Regions from separate parts of the Homo sapiens genome. Here region 1 is linked to region 2. Evidence: chromatin loops called from intact Hi-C (ENCODE). Cell type or tissue: GM12878. All regions are shown on one strand. Each heading gives the region's core, and the rest is flanking DNA. Links, peaks and the distances in the headings are about the cores only.

Region 1 (9,293 bases), core at 703-8,702, 49 kb after region 2:
CCCCACAAATGAAAGAATTAAAAATGCATCAGTAGCTTTATTTTGGCTTTTTTAAAAAGATGTAATTCACATAGCATAAAATTCATGCTTTTATACAATTCAGTGTCAGTATATTTGCAAATCCTGATACTTGAAAAAAATTAATTGTGCATATTAAGGTATATAACAATTATGGGATATAGATGGTAAAAAGTTTACTACAGTAAAGCAAATTAACATGTCCATTATCTTACATACTTTTTTTGTTTCTGTGGCAAGAGCAGCTACAATTTACTCATTTAGCATGAATACCATATATAGTACAATTTTATTACCTATTGTCCTCATGTGGTACATTAGATCTCTAGACTTGTTCATCTTGTTACATACCTACCTCTTCCCATTTCCTCTCACCCCACCCCTAGTAACCATTGTTTTTAAGTTCTTTATCTCTGTGAGAGATTCCACTTACAAATGATGTCAGGTACTATTTTTCTTTTTGTGTCTGGCTTACCATGTAGCATAATGTCCTCCAGGCCCATTCATATTGTGGCAAATGGCAAGATCTCCTTTTTAAAGGCTGAATAATACTCCATCATACATATTTACCACAGTTTCTTTATCCATTCATTTGTCAATGAACAGGTAGATTGTTTCCATACCTGGCTATTGCAAATAATGCTGCAATGAACATGGGAGTGAAGCTACCTTTACCAGGTGGTGATTTCATTTCCTTTGGCTATATGCCAAGAGGGATTGCTAGGCTGTATGGTAGTTCTATTTTTAATTTGTTTATAAACCTCCATACTGTTTTCCATATTGACTGTACCAGCCTACATCTGCACCAGCAGTATATAAGAATTCCCTTTTCTGGCACCCATGCTAACCTTTATTATTTTTTGACTTTTTTAGAATAGCCATTCTAACAGGTGTGAGGTGTTATCTCTTAGTGGTTCTGATTTACATTTCCCTGATGATTAAAGCCTGTACTATTAAGGAAACATATTTTTCTTAAGTATTTTTTTTTCTTAGCTGTATGTAATCTTTAGTTTTGCCCATGTGATGACTACTTCCTATCTTCCTCTTGCATTCTTTTACATTTTTATTCTCTTTGATTCTGGTCTAATGTCATATCTCTTTTGGAAAGGGATTCTTGATTCCTCATATACATTTAGTTGCCTTCTCTGCCCTGGGCTCCCACAGTGCTTTGTTTATTCCTTTATTATATTGCTTATCACATTTATATTGTAATTGTCTTTTTTTTTTTTTTTTTTTTGAGACAGAGCCTGGTTCTGTTGCCCAGGCTGGAGTGCAGTGGCACAATTTTGGCTCACTGCAACATCTGCCTCCCAGGTGCAAGTGATTCTCATGTCTCAGCCTTTCAAGTAGCTGGGATTACAGCTGTGCTCCAACACTCCCGGCTCATCTTTGTATTTTCAGTAGAGACGGGGTTTCACCATGTTGGCCAGGCTGGTCTCAAAACTCCTGGCCTCAAGTGATCTGCCTGCCTCAGCCTCCCAAAGTGCTGGGATTACAGGCATGAGCCACCGCGCCTGGCCATATATTGTGATTATTTCTTTAATTGTCTTCCCTTTCAGACTGTTTATCTGAAAAACAAGATTTTGTTTCAGTCTCTGGCCTAAGACTGAGACTGTTCTTGCTTTTTCACTATCCTCAGGACCTAAACATGCTTTTTGGTACATAGTTTTTGATTATTGCCACGAATAGTTGCTGCTGTCCCTAAGCCTTAAACATAAACCGAGAGCTTGATACACTATATTGAGTGGTGAATATTAAAATAGTTTGCTTTTTGTAAGCTGGGAATCATACCATTTTAGTGTTGGAAGGTACCTGAAATATTATCTAGACCAGTCTTTCCCCATTTCTCACACACACACACACACACACACACACACACACACACACTCCCTCTCTCTCTCTCTCTCTCTCTCTCTCTCTCTCTCTCTCACATGTTCACATGAAGCAAATTGAAATCTGTAAAGGTTGAATGACAGTAGTGAATTTAGGACTAAAAATTCATGTTTACTCATCTTTTCCTGTACCATTCTATTTTCTCTGATACCTTATAATCTATTCTGAGGATTTACAATGCAAATTCATTTATTTCCTGAAGTTTAGGGAAAAAACCCTGAAAATGTTAGTTTAATTTGTATTATTATCTTTTTACTTTTAACTATAAGTAAGGCACCATTGCCAACCAGAAAACAGGTTGAGCATCCCAAATCTGAAAATCAAAAATCCTAAATGTTCTAAAATCTAAAACTTTTTTGAGCACTAATGTGAAGCTCAAATGAAATGCTCATTGGAGCATCAGATATCAGATCTTCAGATTTGGGGTGCTGAACCAGTAAGTATTTTAAAAATCTGAAATACAAAACACTTCTGGTCCCATGTATTTTAGATAGGGGACGCTCGTACTGGAAAAGAAATTTTAAATTTGTTTAAAAAGTGACAATATATTTCTGTTTTACAGACCTCTGTGAGTGAAAGCCTTCAGAGGGAAGCTGCTAAGAAGCAGGCCATGAAACAGGTAAGGTAGAAGACTGGGATAAGTGCATTCAGTGAAGCATTCCGGCTCATTTTTAAGCATCAGTTTTGGTATCTAGGTGCTGAGACTAAAACAGAATAGATTTAAGGAAAAACACAATGAAGAATTAGCTCCTTATTGCTGTGCTATAGATTAAACCAGTTCTGCTTGTAGATGACTCATTAGTCTAATAATGGATTGTTTGGCCTGTTGTTATTATTAAATTCTTGCTAGTGAGCTTACTTGCAGGGAAAAAAAAAACCTTTTCACAACCAAAATGGTTTCACAAACTTATAATTATTTGAAACTCATCTGCCCAGAAAGAAGAATATCAGAGATAGATACAAATATATAGATATATAGATATATAGATTTTTTTTTTTTTTGAGATTGAGTCTTGCTCTGTTGCCCAGGCTGGAGTGCCGTGGTGCACTCTCGGCTCACTGCAGTCTCCATCTCCTGGGTTCAGGCAATTCTCCTGCTTCAGCCTCCCGAGTAGCTGGGACTAAAGGCGCATGCCACCATGCCCAGCTAATTTTTATATTTTTAGTAGAGACGGGGTTTCACCGTGTTGGTCAGGCTGGTCTGGAACCCGTGACCTCAGGTGATCCGCCAACCTCAGCCTCCTGAAGTGCTGGGATTACAGGCGTGAGCCACCGTGCGCGGCCTGATAATTTTTAAAAGACGTGCTTGTTTCCAAGTGCTTTTTACATACATTTATCTTTTACAGTTCTCACAAACTTGCCCATAGTACTGATTAAGAAATCTGAAACTCAAAAAGGATAAAGTGCTCCTTAAGATCATACTATTAATTATCGAACTAGGCCTGAAGGTTTACTAATTTTTCTGCTATTGTAGACTAGTATATCTTAGATTTTCTGCTATAGAATGTAATGAAATTAAACAATAGCGAGGTGCCTTTGTTTTTCATTTTGAATTATTTATCCTCTCCATTAGCTTTATAATTTTTGGTCCTATTTCCTCTTTGTCTAACTGGAAACCTGCATAAAGATAAGTTTATTAAGCACTTTCTATGTGCCAGGCATCATGACAACTATGTTTTAAGAATGATCTTTAATTCTTACAATAATTCTATGAGATAGATGCTTTTATAATCCTTATTTTATAGTTAAGGAAATGAAGGCAAGAAGAATTTATGTGACTTGCATGAGACCACATAGTTAATAAATGGTAGGGCTGTGTTCAAAACTAGACAGTGAAACCTCAGAACCTAGGCTTTTAACCACTGTGTTTCACACCCTCCCGGACGAATTGGCACAGAAGGATATATTTAGTCATTTTAAGATAATGTCAGAGTTTCACAGTGAAATATAATGTGTAACTCAGCAGCCTCAGAATGATTTAATATACACATAAAACATAAAAAACAGTGATTATTTAACATAAATACTGGAGTGCTTTGAGTCAGAATTTTGGAGATACCATTAAGTTCAACTTCCTCACTATATAAATGGGAGACTTAGTTCTGGAGAGTTGGGTAACTTATCCAAGGTAATACAGGTATCTTGTTTTCCAGGATTATTTTAACATTTTTGTGCTGCCTTTTTTTCTTCACTTAAAGCATGAATCCCAAATCTGATTTTATTCTTAACTCTGTCTTGTTCAAGCCACTTTATCTGTTTAGTGGGACTTTTTGTAGTTTGCTTGGAAATTAGGAATGCTGCTACAACTCTTACACCTTTCACCTGCTTTCTGCTGATTTTTTCTCGCACCTATATTACATACTTTTCCCTTTGTTCCCCACTTGATTGATTCAGCTCATCGAATGTCTTTATCCATACGAATTGAAATTATTTTTCATTTTACTATGAAGAATACTAGCTTGATTGCATTTACTAAATCTTAGAGAAAATGCTTTTTAAAATGGGGTACTTTAAACTATTTTTTTCTTCTATGTGGACCTCAAGTTTACAGAACTGATGATGGCAACATTATTGTCATATTCCGTTTCATTGGGAAAACTTTCAGTATGTCATCAGTAAATAAAACATTTGCTGTAGGTCTCTGATAGATATTTGTTGCTAATCTAAGGAAATTATTTTCTTAGTTGGAGGGTTTTGTTGTTTGTTTATTTGTTTAAATGGTGAACTACATACAAAAAGGATACTGCTTCATGACCATGTTGGTTTTATACCAATAATGTAAAGTCAGCTTAACTTTAGAAAATCAATCATTGTAACTTCACATAAGTGGTATAAACTTAACATAAGCATAAAATGTTATCATTTTCATATATTGTTGCATTTGGCTTACTAAAGCTTCATTAAGAGTTTTTAAGTATTGAAGATTTTTGCATCATAAGTGAGACTGGGCAGAATAGGATGGTTTCCTTTTCTTTCGCTGCAATTATCTAGATTGAAAAAGTCTGATAATACCAAGGTTTGGCGAGCCTTATACAATGAGCTAATATGATACTATATACATTTTGTTTGTTTCTACTTCATTTTCTGTCCTGACAGATCAGTGTGTTCTTCATTCTGTTTTCTTTGGGTTTATTTTGTTATTTTTCTAACTTTTTGAGATTGCTGCATAGCTCTGTTTTCTGTTCTCTTTTCTAATATATGCATTTAAGGCTATATGTTTCCCTCTAAGTACTTCTGTAGCTGTATCTTACAGATTTTGATAGGCAGTATTTTTGTTGTTTCATGCAAAACATTTTCTGATTTGCATTATGATTTCTTGTTTGACCCATCTATTATTAATTTCTGAACATAACGGAGGTTTTTGATTACCTTTTTGTTATTCATTCCTAATGTGATTACTTTGGTTTTTTGCTTGTTTGTTTTTTGGGGTTTTTTGTTTTGTTTTGTTTTGTTTTGTTTTTGTTTTTGTTTTTGAGATGGAGTCTTGCTCTGTACCTAGGCTGGAGTGCAGCGGCACGATCTCAGCTCACTGCAACCTCCACCTCCTGGATTCAAGCGATTTTTCTGCCTTAGCCTCCTGATAGCTGGGATTTCAGGTGTGCATCACCACACCTGGCTAATTTTTATATTTTTAGATGGCCAGGCGCTCTCTTCACCTCAGGAGATCCGCCCGTCTTCGCCCCCCAAAGTGTTGGGATTACAGGCATGAGTTGCCACACCCAGTCCCTAACATGATTATTTTGGATTCCAAGACACTGCACTGTATTGTTTCATTCCTTTAAAACCTGTAGAGGTTTACTTTATGGTCCAGTATATAGTCAGTTTTTATAAATATTTCCTCTGTGTTTGAAAATGTTCTGTATTGATACAAAAATTAGCCGGGCATGGTGGTGTGCACCTGTAGTCCCAGCTACTCAGGAGGCTGAGGCAGGAGAGTCACTTGAACACAGGAGGTGGAGGTTGCAGTGAGCCAAGATGGTGCCACTGCACTCCAGGCTAGGCAACAGAGCAAGACTCCGAACCCCCCCCCCAAAAAAAAAGAAAAAAGAAAATGTTCTCTATGTGTCCATTGGGCCAGTTGTGTTAATCCATATATATTCATACTGTTTTTTTTTGTTGTTGTTGTTGTTTTGTTTTGTTTTGTTTTGTTTTGTCTGTTCTGTTACTGAGAGGCATATGTTAAATCTCCCACTGTGATTATGGATTTGTCTATTTTTCCTTGAATATCTGTTCAATTTTTGCTTTATTTATGTTGCAACATAGTTAATAGTAACATATCTACTCAAGTGCTCCCCTACAGCTCTCCTCCCAACATATACAAAGGCATGTCATCAGTTTAAAACAGCCCTGGCCGGGTGCAGTGGCTCATGCATGTAATCCCTGTACTTTGGAAGGCCAAGGTGGGTAGATCACGAGGTCAGGAGTTCGAGAACAGCTTGACCAACATAGTGAAACTCCGTCTCTACTAAAAATACAAAAAATTAGCCAGGCATGGTAGCAGGTGCCTGTAATCCTAGCTACTCAGGAGGCTGAGGCAGGGGAATCGCTTGAACCCAGGAGGCGGAGGTTGCAGCGAGCCAAGATCCTACCACTGCACACCAGCCAGGACAACAGTGCAAGACTTCGTCCCCCCCCCCCCAAAAAAAAAACAGCCCTCAGTCTCCCTTTTTCCTTGCTTTTTGTTATTGTAGTGGTGATTATTTCTTAGATTCCATGTTTCCCTCTTTGTGTTATCCAGGCTGGTTTTGGGGAGTGAGCAGGAGTGCCAATTCAACATCTAGGCAGGAGAATCTTTCACTTTCTAAAGGTTGAGAAGTGAAAAAAATGAATTTCTTAATATTTTAAACAATATTCTAGAAAAAAAGTTTTTCAGTTAGCATGTGCATTATTCAGAGTTTAAATGTTGGTATGTAAAAACCCTAGTCTATCAGATAGATTCTTTTGAATAATTATATCATCCTATCACTTAAAAAGGATCCCTCTTGGGTTCTACATTAGCCAATCTAGCAATTGAGGAAAAAATCAAAGTGTGTAGACTCTGTACCTCAGGAATTTACAACCGGGGGCAAAAGGCTAAGATTTGTAAAACAGGAAGTAAAAACGCCCATGCCTGGCATGGTGGCTCACGCATGTAATTCCAGCACTTTGGGGGGCGCTGAGGTGGGTGGATCATTTGAGCCCAGGAGTTCAAGACCAGCCTGAGCAACATGGTGAAACTCTGTCTCTACAAAACATATAAAAATTAGCCAGGCATGGTGGCACACGCCTGTAGTCCCAGCTACTTGGGTGGCTGAAGTGAGAGGATCACTTGAAGCCTGGGAGGCAGAGGTTGCAGTGAGCCAAGATCACACCACTGGCACTCCAGCCAGTGCGACAGAGCGAGACCCCATCGCTTTAAAAAAAAAAAAAATCTAGTGTAAATATTGCAGAATAGAATGTTCCTCAGAGTTTAGAAGAAAGATCATTGGGGGTTAGAGGCCTCAGAAATGGGCTCATAGAAGAAGTAGGGCTGGCCCTGAAACACTGGGTAAGATTTTGATCGCTTGAAAGAGGAGAAAAAAACATCATTTGAGATGGAAGGAACATGATAAAGGCAGAGACTTTATGTTTAACAACTCTAAAAATGATAATGAAAGTTTAATATATAATACAGGCCTCTCAAAACCAAGGTTAGGTGTTTCCATCGTACCTTTTGACCTTTTGATGGGTATAATTATATACAAATGAATAAATGATAATAATAGTTGATGTTTATTGAATACTTATTCTCTATCAGGCTCTGTTTTAAGTTTAGTCATTTAATTATAACAGCTTAGAATGTAAATATAGTCATTATTCTTTCTCTTCTAGATGAGGAAATTAAGGTACCAAAAGATTACAAACAAACTTGCCCGGAGTAATTAGTAAGTGTAGAGCCAGCATTCATACCCAGGCAGCCTGGCTCCAGAGTTTATTTGTATTTCCTATCTAAAAATGTGATTGTAATTTTTATGATATATTTTCAATTTATGAACCATTCTCAAAAAGCATAGACTTTGTTGTATCTATTGGCTGGCTCATATTTTTGAAACATGTTTAATTTTTTTTTAAGACCAAACTGGAAATCCAGAAGGCCCTTGCAGAAGATGCTACTGTGTATGAATATGACAGTATTTATGATGAAATGCAGAAAAAAAAGGAGGAAAATAATCCCAAATTGCTTTTGGGGAAAGACAGAAAGGTTTGTAAGCTGAAATAACAAACTTTCTTTGACCTTGACCTACATTTTGTGTCTTAATCTTATTTTAACATGAGAATGATCTGAGAAAAAGCTTTTAGGTATGTGAGGTGTGAAGAGTCCCTAATTCCAGATATTACAAATTTGATTGTAGAACTCAAGCAGCACTACATATTATCCTAATAGGCCAGGTGAATTATCTAACAATTTTGCTTTTTGCTTTGAAACCTTTGCAAATAGTTTTTTGAAAACTTTTCCTTGGAATTCTAATGTACCAAATTTGTACTGTTCCTGCCCTGTGTATGTTTATTTGTGTTTTATTACCCTCTCATTTTTTCATTTCTTCCTAGCTGGTAACTGAATCATCTGCCTGCACCTATCATGATTTTATTTTCAGTGAGAAAAAAATTTGGGAGGGGTAAAAACTGAAATAAGTTCAGATTTTCTTTCTATCAACTCTTGTTCTTTCACAAGCACAGGCTGATTTTTAAGGGCATTTGCATCTGACAGTTATCTACTAGTAGAGTGATGGTATAAAATTATATTAAGCTACTATTTTAAATAGTCATATTTCTACTAAATGTGAAAAACTAGCAGGAACTTTTCTGATTTTTTTTTAATTAAGATAATACCAGAAAAAAGAAAAAAATTATATTTAGTTTGATGTTTTATTAAAGTTAAATCGCATTATAAACAATTTCTATCTCTGCTACACCTAAATTTTTATGGAAAACAGTTTCAATATTAATCTTGCTAGTAAGTTTATATTGAATGTAGGGAAGACAATCTTATTTGGGCCAATCATTTCTATCTTAATGAATTCATTATAAAAATTATAATATTAACAATTACTATTTTTTTACTCTTTTCCTAAATCTTTTTTATTTCCTTAGCCCAAGTATATTCACAACTTGCTAAAAGCAGTTGAGATCAGAAAAAAGGAACAGGAAAAAAGAATGGAAAAGAAAATACAGAGAGAACGAGAAATGGAAAAGGGGGAGTTTGATGATAAAGAAGCATTTGTGACATCTGCATATAAGAAAAAACTGCAAGAGAGAGCTGAAGAAGAAGAAAGAGAAAAGAGGGCTGCTGCACTGGAAGGTAAAATGAAAGAGTGGGAAAGGCACAAGGAAACAGTAGCAGAATCTCTCCCCTGTGGTTAGCT
Region 2 (9,293 bases), core at 612-8,611:
AGGCTGGTTTAGATTTAAATAGGCAAAAATAGAGGTGAAATAATTTCATTTGGGAGAGAACAGCAAGAAATACAGAATGGCATACAAGTACAAGGCATTTTTGTGGAATAATGTGGCTGGAGAAGAGGGTATATAGGAAAAAATGTTGCAGATACGGTTGTAACAGGATTGGGCCAGATTGTGGAGTACCTTAAATTTTTCGTATAAAATTTCAACTTTATATTTTCAAGTAGTTTTTGAGTAATTCGGTGATATCATCACACTTTTGGGAAGATAACTCTTGAATTGTAAAACAAAGAAAGGGAGAAATGAGAGATGAGTTTAAAAATGCTTGTTAGAAGGCTTTTTTAGTAGTTCAGGTGAGAGATCTCAACCTAGGTTGAGGTCATTGGGAATTAATGGGGAAAAATGTGAGCGATACCACAGAAATAAGTAGGACCTGGCAGCCACATTGAATATATGGGAAAGAGATGGAGTCCTGATGCAAGATCTTTTTTTTTTTTTTTTGGTCATCATTTTCCCTCATTAAAAAAATATATAATTCACACACTGTATACTTTACCCTTTTAAAGTGTACAATTCACTGTGTGTGTGCGTGTGTGTGTGTGTTTTTTTTTTTTTTTGAGACGGAGTCTCTGTCACTCAGGCTGGAGTGCGGTGGCGTGATCTCGGCTCACTGCAACTGCAACCTCCACCTCCCGGGTTCAAGCAATTCTCCTGCCTCAGCCTCCTGAGTAGCTGGGATTACAGGCACCTGCCACCATACCCAGCTAATTTTTGTATTTTTAGTAGAGACGGAGTTTCACCATGTTGATCAGGCTGGTCTCGAACCCCTGACCTTGTGATCCACCTCGCCCGGCCTCCCAAAGTGCTGGGATTACAGGCGTGAGCCGCCGCGCCCGGCCAATTCACTGGTTTTTAAGAGTTGTGCCGGCATCACCACTGTTTAGAACATTTTCCTCACCCAGAAAGAAACTGTGTACCCATTACCATCACTCCCCATTCTCCCCACCCCTAAACCCTGGCAACCACTAATTTACTTTCTGTTTCTATGGGTTTCCCTATTCTGCACATTTCATATAAATAGAATCATGCAATAGGCTTTCTTTTGTGTCTGACTTCTTTCACTTAGCATGATGTTCTCAAGATTGTAACGTGTCAGTACTCTTTATTTCTTTTTTTATTACTGAATAATATTCCATTGTATGAATGTACCATATTTTATCTATCAGTGGTAGGCATTTGGGTTTTTCCCAATTTCTGGCAATAATGCTGCTATAAATACTTGTGTATAGGTTTTTTGTGTGGATATGTTTTCATTTCCATTGGATATTCTATTGGATATGTACCTAGGATGGAAATTTCTGGTTCATATGATAACTCTGGTTTCATATATATATATATATATATATATATATATATATTTTTTTTTTTTTTTTTTTTTTTTTTTTTTTTTTTTTTGAGACGGAGTTTTACTCTTCACCCAGGCTGGAGTGCAGTGGCGTGATCTCGGCTTATTGCAATCTCTGCCTCCCTGTTTCAAGCAATTCTCCCGCCTCAGCCTCCTGAGTAGCTGGGATTACAGGCGTGTGCCACCATGCCTGGCTAATTTTGTACTTTTAGTAGAGACAGGTTTTCACCATGGTGGCCAGCCTGTTCTTGAACTCCTGACCTCAGGTGATCTGCCTGCCTCGGCCTCCCAAAGTGCTGGGATTACAGGTGTGAGCCACCACACCTGGCCTGGTTTTATTTTTTGAGGAACTGCCAGACTTTTTCAAAATGGCTGCACCATTTTGCATTCCTGTCAGCAGTGTATGAGGGTTTTGACACTTCCACATCCTGTCTAACATTTCTTTTTTATTGTAGCCATATAGAAGGTGTACAGTGGTATCTCATTGTGGCTTTGATTTGCACTTCCCTGGTGGCCAATAATGTTGGACACTTTTTTGTTTTTGGAGAAATGTATATTCATGTCATTTACCTTTTTTTAAAAAAAATTTAAAATTGAGATGGGGTCTCACTATATTGGCCAGGTTGGTCTTGAACACCTGGCCTCAAGCAATCCTCCTGCCTCAGCTTCCCAAAGTGCTGGGACTACAGGTGCAAGCCACTGTTCCCAGCCACATTTATCTCTTTTTATTTTATTTTATTTTTTGAGACAGAGTCTCGCTCTGTAGCCCAGGCTGGAGTGCAGTGGCACGAACTTGGCTCACTACAACCTCCACCTCCTGGGTTCAACCAGTTTCCCTGCTTCAGCCTCCCGAGTAGCTAGGACTACAGGTGCAGCTGGGATTACAGGCATGTGCCACTACGCCCAGCTAATTTTTGTATTTTTAGTAGAGACGGGGTTTCACTATGTTGGCCAGGCTGGTCTCGAACTCCTGACCTTGTGATCTGCCTGCCTCAGCCTTCCAAAGTGCTGGGATTACAGGCATGAGCCACCGTGCCCGGCTTTACCTCTTTTTAAATTGGGTTGTCATTTTATTATGGATTGTAAGAGTTCCTTTAGTATCTTATTAGATATATGGTTTGTAAGTATATTCTCCTGTTCTGTGGGTTGTCTGTTCACTTTTCTTGAAAATATCCTTCGAAGCACAAAAGTTGTTTTGAGGAAATACATTTTTTGCTGCTGTTGCTGGTGCTTTAGTGTCCTACCTAAGAAACCATTGCCTAATCCGAGGTCACAAAGATTTCCACTATGTTTTCTTCTAAGAATTTTGTTGTTTTAGTCCTTGAGTTTAGGTCTTTCATACATTTTGAAATTTTTTTTTTTTAATAATAAGAGAGAGGGGGTTCAACTTCATTCATTTGCATATGGATATCCAGTTGTCCCAGCACCTTTTGTTGAAGACTGTTTACCATTAAATCGTCCATCGTCTATTTACCATTAAATTTTCTAGCACCCTTGTGGTTTAATATACAAATAATTATAAAAATCACTTACTATGGATACAACAGAAGGATTGGACATGCTTATCTTGCATTTCACATTAAAGCACCCTGGTATACTGTGTAACACAAAGCATCATGGCCAGGCATGATAACTCATGCCTGTACCCTCATGCACTTTCGGAGGCTGAGGTGGGAGAATCGCTTGAGGCTAGGAGTTCAAGTCCAGCCTGGGCAACAGCGAGACCCCGTCTCTATAAAAAAAAAAAAAGTGTGGTGGCACGCACTGGTAATGTTAGGTACTTGGAAGGCTCAGGTGGGGAGAATTGCTTGAGCCCAGGTTTGAGGTTGCAGTGAGCTAGGATTGTGCTACTGCACTCCAGCCTGGGCAACAGAGGGAGATCCTGTCTCTAAAATAAAAAGAAAAAGCGATATGAAATGACCACAACATACCACAGTTTGAGAAGGATGGGTTTACACAAGTAATCTAGAGAGTTTTTTGATGTTACTGCTGTTTCTTTTCCATTGTGAAATGAGGCTGGTGTTAGCTAGCCAGTGGGTACACTAGAGTCAGCAAAGATAGGCCTGGGCCATTTTGTGCTAGCTTTCTCCTTCCCTCCTGCTCTTCCTCTTTTCCTCCTTCCTGTAGTGGGACTTTAATACAGAGAATTGTTAACATAGGTGATGGAAGACTTGAGATGCCAAAAAGGGCATGATGAGGCAGTCGAGAGATTAGCAGCAGTAAGAAGCAAGTAGTGATATATAGAGGGATACAAGTAGGAGATGGTTCTTGGAGGCTGGGGACCAGAGTTACCTGGTGGGAACTGGGCTTGTCCAGAAGGAGCAGAAACATTTGGGAGATTCAGTCTTAGAGAGAAAGGTTCTCCTACCTTCCGGTCAAAGCCAATGGACAAGGGAGCTGCAGCTTATTTCTTAGTGAACGGAATATAAAACCATTCCTTAGAATAATTTCCTTACCTATAAAAAAATCAGTCTGGTTAATTCCAGCTTGTCTTTTTACTGAGAAGTAAATTTATTGAGTATATTTAAATATTTGTGAGATTTGGCCAGTCATGGTGGCTCAGGCCTATAATCCCAGCACTTTGGGAGGCTGAGGTGGGCAGATCACTTGAGGTCAGTAGTTCAAGACCAGCCTGGCCAATATGGTGAAACACCATCTCTACTAAAAATACAAAAATTAGCTGGACATGGTGGTGGGCACCTGTAATCCCAGCTACTCAGGCTGAGGCAGGAAAATCACTTGAACCCTGGAGGCAGAGGTTGAGTGAGCTGATATCAAGCCACTGCACTCCAGCCTGGGTGACAGAACGAGACTCCGTCTCAAAAAAAAAGATTAAAAAAAAATTTGTGTGATTTGACTATATATTAAAATCTCTTTCATAATTAGTCAACAATTTAAGCAACAATTAAATTATTAGTGCTGTGGAAAATATAGAAGAAAGATAATTTCTTATTCCCCTCCTGAGGAAAGCATTTGATACACCTGGAAAGGAGCTGCTATGAAGCCAATTTATCTGTTCTTTTTATCAATTCAGCAGCATTTAAGATCAGATTTTTTCTCTAGTGGTCCAGCAGAGGGAGCCCTAGCACATGAATTGTTTTCATTTTGTGCTTGCATCCAGGGTTAGTTTAGTGGGAAAGTGGTAGTCTATCCCTTTTAATTATAATTTAAGCAGTTCCTCCTTTCTTTTTTGAGACAGAGTCTAGCTCTGTCATCCAGGCTGGAGTGCAGTGGCGGCATCTCGGGTCACTGCAGCCTCCACCTCCCAAGTTAAAGCAGTTCTTGTGCCTCAGCCTCCCAAGTAGCTGGGATCACAGGCGTTCGCCACCAGGCCCAGCTAATTTTTGTATTTTTTGTAGAGATGGGGTTTTGCCATGTTGGCCAGGCTGGTCTTGAACTCCTGGCCTCAAGGGATCTGCCTGCCTCAGCCTCCCAAAGTGCTGTGATTGCAGGCGTGAGCCACCATGCGTGGCCTAGTAGATCCTCTTTTTCAAATTGTCAGAATAAGTTAGAAATAATTATCATTTTGTTCAAGGTGGGAGAGATGGTTGGGGGGGTGGTGAAAGTTTTTACACCATATGAGTAAGAAAGCATATTCTGATGCTGCTATCAATTCATAAGTGAGTGGTTTTGCTGTCATAATTTTCCGGTCTCACTGTCACCATGTTCATTCTTTTCTGTTGGATTATTTTAATTGTTTCATAACTAGTTTCCTTATTATCTGTCTTCTCAAATTATTTATGATATTGTCAGATTGATCTTCCTAAAGCACAGTTATAATCACTGATCCTCAGTCCTGAACGTAATTATATTTAAAATCTAAAGTGCTAATCTTGACTTTGAAAACCTTCTCTATGCTTTGCCCCTAGAATGCTTACTAGCATTTTCTCCTAACTGTTCCTCCATAAAAAGTACACTGTCGTGCTTGCAGTTTTTCACAGCTCTGCTTTTCTTTACACTGGAAGTCTTCTCCCCATTTTTTTAATGTCCAAATTATAGCCATCCTTCAAAACCCAGCGCAAAAGCTACTTCTTTCAAGATACCTTCTTTGATTTTCCTCACTGGAAAGAATCTCTTCCTTTTTCTTACACTCTTTACCTTTCTTATTGCACTTAGCTTTTAAAAGCTTGCATTATAAGTTGTTTACATACATGTCTTGTCACTGTACTAGATAAAGTATGAGCTCTATGAGTTAGGATCTGGCCATCTAGCCTAGCTTCGTATTTATTTTTTGAAACAGAGTCTTGTTCTATTGCCCAGGCTGGAGTGCAGTGGTGCGATTTTGGGTCACTGCAACCTCCGCTTCCCAGCCTGAGCAATCTTTTAGCCTCCGCCTCCTGAGTAGCTGGGACCACCGGTGCGAGACACCACTCTCGGCTCATTTTTGTATTTTTTTGTAGAGACAGGGTTTCGCCATGTTGCCCAGGCGGGTCTCAAGCTCTTGAGCTCAAAGTAAAACGCCCACCTTGGCCTCCCAAAGTGCTAGGATTACAAGTGTGAGCCACCATGCCTGGCCTAGGCTAGCTTCTAAAAATTAGTAAGATTATTTATTCAGGTGTTTTAGCTGTCTGTATTGTAAAGATCCAGATAGTAAATGTTTTAGGCCTTGCAGGGCAACTGTACAACTTCATTCTCAGTGTGAAAGCAGCCATTAGGCAATATGTAAATTATGAGCATGAGTAATAAATGTGTTTTAATAAAATTTTATTTACAAAAATGGAGATGGGCTGTATTTGACCCATAGCCTACAACTTGCTGACCACTGGTCTGTATGATTGTTCTCAAAAGTATTTTTGATAACAGATATTTAATGAGTGTTAAGTGACCAAGATGGTTAGATGTTGCATGACAGATTAAACCTAGAACTGTTTTTTAGATGTTTATCTATGATAAATGCCTGCCCATTTTGCAGAGCATAATGAATTTTCCTTTTAATGTCGGCAATTGAAATGTTTATTTCTAAACAATGGTATACTTGTGAAATCTAGTTTTGTAACATAATTTATATGCCATTAAGAGATACGATGTATAGAATCTGAAAATTGTTGCACTTTTTTTGGAGACAAGGTTTTGCTCTGCTGCCCAGGCTGGAGTGCAGTGGTATGATCACGGCTCACTGCAACCTCTACCTTCTGGGCTCAAGTGATCCTCTCACTTAAACACTCCAGTAGCTGGCACCACAGGGATGTGCCACCACATCTGGCTAATTTGTTTATTTTTTGTAGAGACAGGGTCTCCCTCTGTTTCCCAGGCTGGTCTCAGACTCCTGGCCTCTAGTGATCCTTGTGCCTCAGCCTCCCAAAGTGTCGGGATTATAGGTGTGAACTACTGTAACTGGCCTAGTTGTTGCTTTTGGATAAAGAGACAAAACTTTTTAACCACTTTAAAAGAGAGTATTAAGTTTAGATAGCTAAAATTTATTAACTTAGTTTTACATTTTATTTAATTTACATTACTTATTATTTTTTTTCATTTTTTGAGACAGGATCTTGCTCTTTCACCCAGGATGGAGTGCAATTTGTGCAGTCACAACTCATGGCAGCCTCAACCTCCCAGGCCGAAGCACGCCTCTCACCTCAGCCTCCCAAGTAGCTGGGACCACAGGCACACACCACCATGCCTGGCTAATTTTTTAATTTATTTTTTGTAGAGACAGAGTCTCACTGCGTTGCCTAGGCTGCTCTTGAACTCCTGGGCTCAAGTGATCCACCTGCTTTGGCCTCCCAAAGTGTTGGGCTTATAGGTGTGAGCCACTGCACCTGGCTGTGAACTTAGTATGTGTATATATGTATATGTAGTTATATATATATATAAAATTATATATATAAAATTACTCAGAAGCCATAGTATATTCCTTTTATAGGTTAAGCATTTATAGAAATTATAAGGGAAACATTAAAACCCTAGCAGAAAAAAAAGAGGAAAACACATTTAGAGACAAATATAGAAAAAATAGAAATATCTAATGAACATTAAAAATACTCAATTTTACTATAAGAAATGTAAACTTAGGACAATAGTGAGCTACCATTTTTTGCCATCATATTAGCCAAATACTTTTTAAAAATGAAATGGCAAGATCTTTGTGAAATTGCACTCGAATTTTTGTTATAAATTAATGCACATTTTTGGAAGCAGATGGACCTTTTCTGGAAAGCAATTCCAAAAATTAGTATAAATCTTTTAAAAGTTGACTATTGTTTACCCAATATTATCAGTCAGGAGACAGAAACCTTGCCAATATTTTCTTTTCTAAAATTTTGTCTTGGAATTGTCAGAAATTGATATAATATATTTTTAGGTATTCAAAAGCATTTATCTTGGGTCTCTTTATGATCGTAAAAATTTAAGACCAGTCCAGCTTTCAACAGTGAAAGCATGAGTAAGTAAAGTGTGTGCAATACTACGGCTATCACATTCATCATGAAATAACATTTAGTGAAAAAATATATACAAATTTGTTATAGATAAAAGGAAAAAAGACAATAAAGCATTTCATATTAATGGTAGTTATCTTTGTATGGCAGACAATGAGTGGTTTTTTTGTTTTTTTTTTTTTAATTTGTAGAGATGGGGGTCTCGCTATATTGCCCAGGCTCATTTTGAACTCCAGGCCTCAAGTGATCCTCCTGCTTTGGTGTCCCCAAGTGCTGGGATTACAGGTGTGAGCCACCACGCCTGGCATGATTTTTTTTTTTATACTTTTCTGTATTTTCAACTATTTTTTAAGAAAAATTATGGTGAATTTTAAGGATTTCCCATAGTGTATTTAGTTTCCAAATCATATTAAAATGTAAAAAGATATAACACATTTTATCTGATAGAAGACTAGGAGAGAAAATATTGGGACATTTTAAAAGCATGAGGTAGATGAAATAAGGATACAAAATTGAATACTTAGGGTTGTACAATGCTATAGGTGCACAGATAAGTAAAAAATAATAAATGAAAATGATTACTTTTTAGCATGGTAGTGTGAGTTTTTTTTCAAAATCATATTATTATTTTGTTATAATTTTGACGAATACAAGGAAGTGAGTGCTTAAAAAAAAAAAGATAACCATAATTGTGTATTCCCAAAGTAAGAAGCATTAGCAAGTTACAGGATTACATAAGTGTATACACTTCCATTCCTTTCACTATTTCTTGATATTTCTCCTCTTTAATCTTTTTAAAAATTTTCTTGAAAAAGTAAGTTGAAGGTTTGGTTTTCCTAATGAAAAATTAATCTTATTTTAGCTGGAAGCCTGTTTGGCTTACTATTGGTAAGAAAAAGTTAAAATTTTAATCTGTCTGAACATTATAGTACATCCAAATCAATAAAATGTTTTAGTTGTGGTTTTTCATCAGTTTTAATCAGATAATGCCTTACTTCTGTAGATATAGTCTAGTATAGTTCAAATAAAAAGACAGTTGTACATAGATAAGACAAAGCATATTGTGAAAATGTTGGGAAATTTAGGTTATTTTAATGATGGCTGAGAATTTGTGAACTTTTCTCATATGCTATTAAACTGAATTACTAGTAAATTTATGGTACCGAGTATATCAAACAGTGAGGGATTTAAAGTAATTTTGCAATTTGCTAAAATTTCATCCTTAACATACTGGCTAAGAGTGAAAAAGCAAGAAGAGAGAAAAGGAAAAGGATGGAACTAAGACAATTCTATTAGAAGTGGGGAGATGGCAAGAAAATTCTGTCCTCCTTATTTTTCTTTTTCTTTTTTAAAATATTTCATTTTGAGACAGGGACTCACTGTTGTCCAGGCTAGAGTGCAGTGGCTCTGTCACAGCTCACTGTAGCCTCAACCTCCTGGGCTCAAGCAATTCTCCCACCTCAGCCTCCCAAGTAGCTGAGACTACAGTCATGCACTACCATGCC

The links. Peaks named below come from ENCODE experiments on the same cell type or tissue, not always from the same donor. Only the 100,000 strongest peaks of a DNase experiment are listed, where the experiment ranks them.
Region 1: it touches region 2 in a loop (2.7-fold over the local background); 7 of 110 quality-filtered maps call a loop at or near these places.

What each region holds. Positions count from the first base shown.
Region 1 is chr17:30,170,069-30,179,361 of GRCh38, forward strand. It overlaps NSRP1 (nuclear speckle splicing regulatory protein 1), which reads left to right. Exons shown (of 7, transcript NM_032141.4): 3 at 2,474-2,530; 4 at 8,003-8,131; 5 at 9,022-9,229. Among named protein-coding and RNA genes, the nearest start is that of MIR3184, 58 kb to the left of the region's middle. In GM12878, for the core only: no CTCF peak of the experiment used is centred there; a DNase peak (open chromatin) is centred at 3,753; H3K27ac peaks cover 390 bases.
Region 2 is chr17:30,120,963-30,130,255 of GRCh38, forward strand. The region is part of intron 2 of NSRP1 (nuclear speckle splicing regulatory protein 1); the gene reads left to right. Among named protein-coding and RNA genes, the nearest start is that of MIR3184, 8.4 kb to the left of the region's middle. In GM12878, for the core only: a CTCF peak has its summit at 4,485 (motif pointing right); a DNase peak (open chromatin) is centred at 4,519.